2 separate regions of the Homo sapiens genome follow, and region 1 is linked to region 2. A link is a contact called in ENCODE Hi-C data. All regions are on one chromosome and are shown on one strand. The core of a region is the stretch at or near the end of the contact, and the rest is flanking DNA. Distances in the headings are between cores, read along the strand shown. Region 1 overlaps PLCB1 (phospholipase C beta 1). Region 2 overlaps PLCB1 (phospholipase C beta 1).

Region 1 (2,700 bases), core at 150-2,649, 390 kb after region 2:
TTCAAAGCTGTCCTCTGGCTTGCGAGGCGACATGATGTTGCCGTCTCTAATCCCTCAACAGACTACAAAGATGCTCCCCAAGCATCCTAGCTTCAAAGCCTTCCAAGAATCTGTTTGAACTTTTTTTTTTCTCTGTTAGCTACTTAAGTTTTCAGGTTTTTACGGCCTTTTGAGATTAACAAATCGATTCCGAAATTTAAGAAGCAGATACATCTGAGTGGGTGCTTATGGGTTGGCTTTTATTTATAGTGTGGTGGAAGGTGGGAGGAGAAAGGTCTGATGGGAGCTTTCAGAAGGTCAAGAGATCAGAACAACAAAATAATCTTCTCAGTGGCCTCAAATTCACATGGTAAACACACAGCTTCTGCATTCAGCCTGTCTATGTAAATCAGACTCTGTCCTGAAAAAGTAGCTGTGGAGCTGAGAAGGAAAAGGACTTTTTCAGCCAGTAGCACACAAAGGAATTAGATGGTGGGAAACCTATTTCAGCAATAACTGCACCATTTTCCATTTAGTTTGGACTTTTGTCTGTCTTGCCCTCCACAGCCACACCTCAAGCAAGAAAGTGCAAACAGTCCCCGCAAATAACTTCAGGAGTAGCACTTAGATCCTTTTTATATTTGAGAGTGAAAAAAGAAGGCAAAATAGCACACACCCCCAAAACTATCATCCCAAACTCCACGATTCCTTATGGGCAACTCGCAGGCCACATCAGAGGATATTATCACATGAAAAAAGAATGAGGTGACATTAGGTCTTGAAATAAAAGACATTAGTTCTAAATGGAGGAAAAGCAAGTCTGCAAAATGCAGTAGTAGGCATAGTTCAGTAGCCTTTTAATGAATGAAGACACAGGGTATTGGGCTGTTCTTGCATTGCTATGAAGAAATACCTGAGACAGGGTAATTTATAAAGAAAATGTTTAATTGGCTCTGCAGCCGGTACAGAAAGCATAACACAGATGTCTGCTTCTGAGGAGGCCTCAGGAAGGTTACAATCATGGCAGAAGGCAAAGGGGGAGGAGGGGTCTCGCATGGTGGGAGCAGGAGCAAAAGAGAAAGAGCCAGGCGCCACACTTTTAAATAGGCAGATCTCCTGAGAAGTCAATCACTGTCGTGAGGACAGCACTAAGAGGATGGCGCTAAACCATTCATGAGAAATCCGCTTCCATGATCCCATCACCTTCCACCAGGCCCCACCTCCAATACTGGGGATTACAGTTCAACAGGAGATTTGTGCAGCGACACAGATCCAAACTATGTTACATAGCTACTTTCATCAGCATATATATAATACCCATTTCAGTTGTGGTTTGTAAATCAGTCCCAAAGCTGGAAGCTTACGTGTAAGACTGCTCTTTACCTCAACCTCCTTTGTTTCGCTTTTGCTTTTTAGTCACCTTAATCAGGAGGGTTTGTAAACACATTTTCTATTGTCCCTGCTTTGGTCTAATATTTAAGGATTAAAGTATAACAGAACTGCTAGTTGTGACACTAAATTAGACTAGGACTCTCTGCCCTGTCGGAAAATGACGTTATTTGTATTTCCTTGCTAAATGCTGGAAAGTAACCGCATTACTGGGGAGAACTTCCTCCAAAAGAATCATGAACAATCTGCTTACATGCTTACAATCTGCTTACAAGTCATACAAGATAAGCAAGATCTAATTTTTAAATTCTAAGCATTCTTTTTATATTTCATGACAATTTGTGATAATGCAAACTTAATCATGTTACTCTTATGAAGACACACACACACACACCACCACCACCACCACCATTTCCCTTATTTCCACCTTGCTTAAATTCTTCATTGGCTTCTTATTGCATTTCAGATGTAACAAAAAATGCACAACAGAGCAAGCTTTATTCTGACCCCTGTTCTGGCTTTACCTTTGACCAAACTTCACCTTGTGTTCTGGGCTCAGCCACTGGGCCTTATAACTTCAACAACTCTAACTTGCTCTGCTACCTCCTGCTGCAGGGCCTTTGTATGTCTCTGATTTCAAAGCTCTTCCTCCCAGCCCACTTCCTACCCCCATTACTTTGGATAATTAGTTCTTACTCACCTTTGGAGCTAAGATCACTTCCCAGTGAGCTTTTCCCTGAAGACCCTGGTCACTGCCAGCCACCATCAGACTGAATCATGTCCTTCTGTATTCACCCTTCGCATTTTGGAAAAGCACAGGCATTCCTGCCATTATCTAATGGACATTTTTTTCTTGATCCACTAGACCTTAAGCTTCACAAAAGCAACTATGAAACATAATGCTCTTGTTTACCACTTTAGCCTTCAGGGTAACACCAGGCCCCCAAAATTCTTGGATGAATTAGTGAACACACTTTTTGTCACCATCAAGCTTTGAGACAATAGAGTTGTGAAGACTCAGAAGGAAACATGGTGTGCAATCTCAAAGGTACCTGAAGAGGCTTGAATGAAGTGGCCATTCACAAAGACAGGAGTGGAGGAAGAGAACTCAGGAAGGAAGAAACTTTGTTTTCCTTCATACAGATTTGCAAAGAAAAAAAAAATCTACAATGTCAACTTTTGATATAGCTTTCATGGTAACGAAGGTGAAAATTTAAATGTTCACATACTTTGATTCTGCATTTTCACATGTAAATTCTAAAATATGTAGTAGAATGTTCTTTGGGAGTCTCTGCATGTGGAGTGCAACTGGAACTTCAAAGTGCTCTAAAT
Region 2 (2,740 bases), core at 118-2,617:
TGGCTCACTGCAACCTCCACTTCCCGGGTTCAGGGGATTCTCATGCCTCAGCCACCCAAGTAGCTAGGATTACAGGCACATGCCACCATACCTAGCTAATTTTTGTGTTTTCAATAGAGACAGAGTTTCGCCATGTTGGCCAGGTTGATCTCAAACTCCTGGCCTCATGTGATACACCTACCTCAGCCTTCCAAAGTGCTGGGATCACAGGCGTGAGCCACCACACCCGGCCAATAGTACTCATTGTTAAAGTGAAGAATCCAGTGGCATTTAGTACATTCACAAGGTTGTGCAACCACCACCTCTATCTAGTTCCAAAATATTATTAACACCCCAAAATAAAATTCTGTACCCATTAAGCAGTTGAAATCACCCACTTTGACCTGTCCAACACAAAGGATCATAAAATTGAAAGCTGTTAATGTTAAGTGGTAGAATTATTGGTTAGTGTCAAGTTGAAACACACATTTACAAAAGTGGTTCTCAAACTTAGGTGTGCATCAGAATTACCTGGAGGATTTGTTAAAACACACATTGCTAGGTCCAACCCCAGAGGTGCTGATTCGGTGAGGCAAGGCCTGAGACTCTGCATTTCTAACAAGTTCCCAAGGGATGCTGATGTTGCTGGTCTAGGGACTGAGAGAAACACTGATCTGTGAATTTAGACACAGTTGAATGGACAAGCATGGCCCCTGTGTTGAAGGCTCCCTCCTCTTTGTAGAGAGAGCAGTGGCCCATTTGGAGCCAGCTGGTGATGCTAAAACCCACACGCTGGGATTACCAGAAAGGTCGTTTGAATTTTATCTAGGAGTCCCACTTTAGGCAAAGTGCAAATGTTAACCCGATTTTGGATGGGAGCCACTTTGACAACCTTAAACATTGAACTTAGCCATAGATTTAGAGGGATGTATATAAAAGAGGGTTACTTGATTCCCGAGATGTATTTTTAGTTATAGGTGCCATTCAGAGAGAGTTAAAGTCAATGAGAAAAAAGAAAAGAAAATCTTGTATTTCTCTTCTGGCACATTTCTTTAAATAACAAGTATGCTAATTTTGAGAGAAAGTAGAATTTATTTTTGCTAGAGCATTTGTCCTGTTTGTCATACACCGTAGACCTTTCATTTTCTGTGTTTCGGTGTCCTTCATATAATGCAAATCATCCTGCTGTACAAACCATGTGATACTTTAACAATGAGTTATATATATCTGGGGCTTTACAAAAGTAAGCAATGCTAAGGACAAAAAAACTAGACAGACAAAATGCTGGGCTTCTACCAGAGGAGCTTCAACTGAACCACACCTCTGAACACCAGCTCTCCTTCAAACATCCATTTAGGAAAATTTTATTGCTTGGTAAGAACAGGAACTTTCTCAACTAACATATTCACTTTTAACTATGCTTTCAGTTTCTCTTTCATAAGCCACAGAAATTAAAATCCCTTTAAATAGAAAGGCCTATGTATTTGACATCACTGTAATTAAAGCAGTTAAACTTGCAGCACACAGGTTTTCTAAATCATCAAGAACAATAGCTCAAGAAGAGAACAATTAAGCAAAATTTTGAACACTTTTAAGCACTCACTCTGCTTGCCCTTTAAATGACAGAGGCTTTTCTGTTAATATTCTTTGACCTGAATGCATTCCTCAATTAGGATTCTGAAGAATTTGATTGGGTTTCAGCTAGAATCTGTAACCTCTGGTTAATCATCGTGTATTACACAGCTTGTGGATAAAATATATTTGGACAGGGATAGATAAGTCTATTCATGTTAATTCACCATTGACATTCAGGGCTTAATTCAATTTTCAGAAGTGATGATATCCCTGGCATTTCAGCAAGCCTATTTTAATTAATATCTCTACACCTCTTTAAATACCATTTTGTATTTTATACACCTGCTTTAAATTAAGGCAGTTTAAGGTCTGTTATAAAAGCCTCTATTCTAGGAATACCAAGAGTCAACCTTGCTTTTGATTAAAAAAAAAACTTGGTGTTGGTGTCATATACTCTTCTTTATTTAGAATATCCATCATTATGGGTATTGGAAAATTATACTTTGTCTCATAGGTTCAGCTTTTCAAACTAGTCTCATGAGAGAACTTTAATTCTTATCTGAGGCTAGAGAAGATGCTGCCCAATGGAAAATACATTAAGTGACATTGGAGGACCATCAGATATCCTAAAATGTGGAAGCCATCAAGACCTAAGAGATAAAAGGGTGATGATGGTGAAGGTGTTGGTGCTGCAAGGGAGGGAAAGAGGAAGGGATTGATAGAGCTGTAGAAGAAAACAGCCGCAACACTTCCAGAACAAGCCTGGTCTCAAAACAAGGGGAGATCATACCAGTTAACACTAGCAGGTTTAGACAAATTTTCCATTGCAAACTTGGCTCTCTATCAATGTCTGGTAGCTTTCTAGCAAACATTAATCCATCTGCTTTACTCAAGTGCAAAGAAAACTTGCTCAGAGGTGTTCTAGTTTAGGAATGAATAACCTGGGTGAGTCCTGGCTTTGCACATCACAGCCATGCTAGTGGGGGCAGTCACTCAACTCTTCCACTTCCTCATCTACACAAGGGCTCAGTCAGTGATCAGTACAAATTAGCACATAGAAAGTGCTCAAGAAATGTTAGCTTTTAACATTTCTGTTATTACCATTATTATTTTTAAACCCATAATATACATTTTCACAATGGGTATCACAAGTCAGGGAAATAAATTAAAAACCAACTCACACGTT

What was found. Hi-C counts contacts between places; a loop is a spot of excess contacts on that map. Pooled maps may share reads with other maps.
Region 1: a map with no recorded cell type shows a loop between it and region 2 (6-fold over the local background). The contact joins two enhancer-like sites. A Hi-C loop is called at or near these places in 22 of 37 single-sample maps with no recorded cell type and 6 of 50 pooled maps.

The regions. Positions count from the first base shown.
Region 1 is chr20:8,212,755-8,215,454 of GRCh38, reverse strand. The region is part of intron 2 of PLCB1 (phospholipase C beta 1); the gene reads right to left. Among named protein-coding and RNA genes, the nearest start is that of PLCB1-IT1, 35 kb to the left of the region's middle. RefSeq lists an enhancer at 1,416-1,465. Within about 2 kb of position 1,399, at least 5 of the 41 ENCODE cell types and tissues checked have a DNase peak (open chromatin) inside an H3K27ac peak, as active enhancers do.
Region 2 is chr20:8,601,463-8,604,202 of GRCh38, reverse strand. All of the region lies in intron 3 of PLCB1 (phospholipase C beta 1), which reads right to left. Among named protein-coding and RNA genes, the nearest start is that of RNU105B, 230 kb to the left of the region's middle. Within about 2 kb of position 1,367, at least 4 of the 41 ENCODE cell types and tissues checked have a DNase peak (open chromatin) inside an H3K27ac peak, as active enhancers do.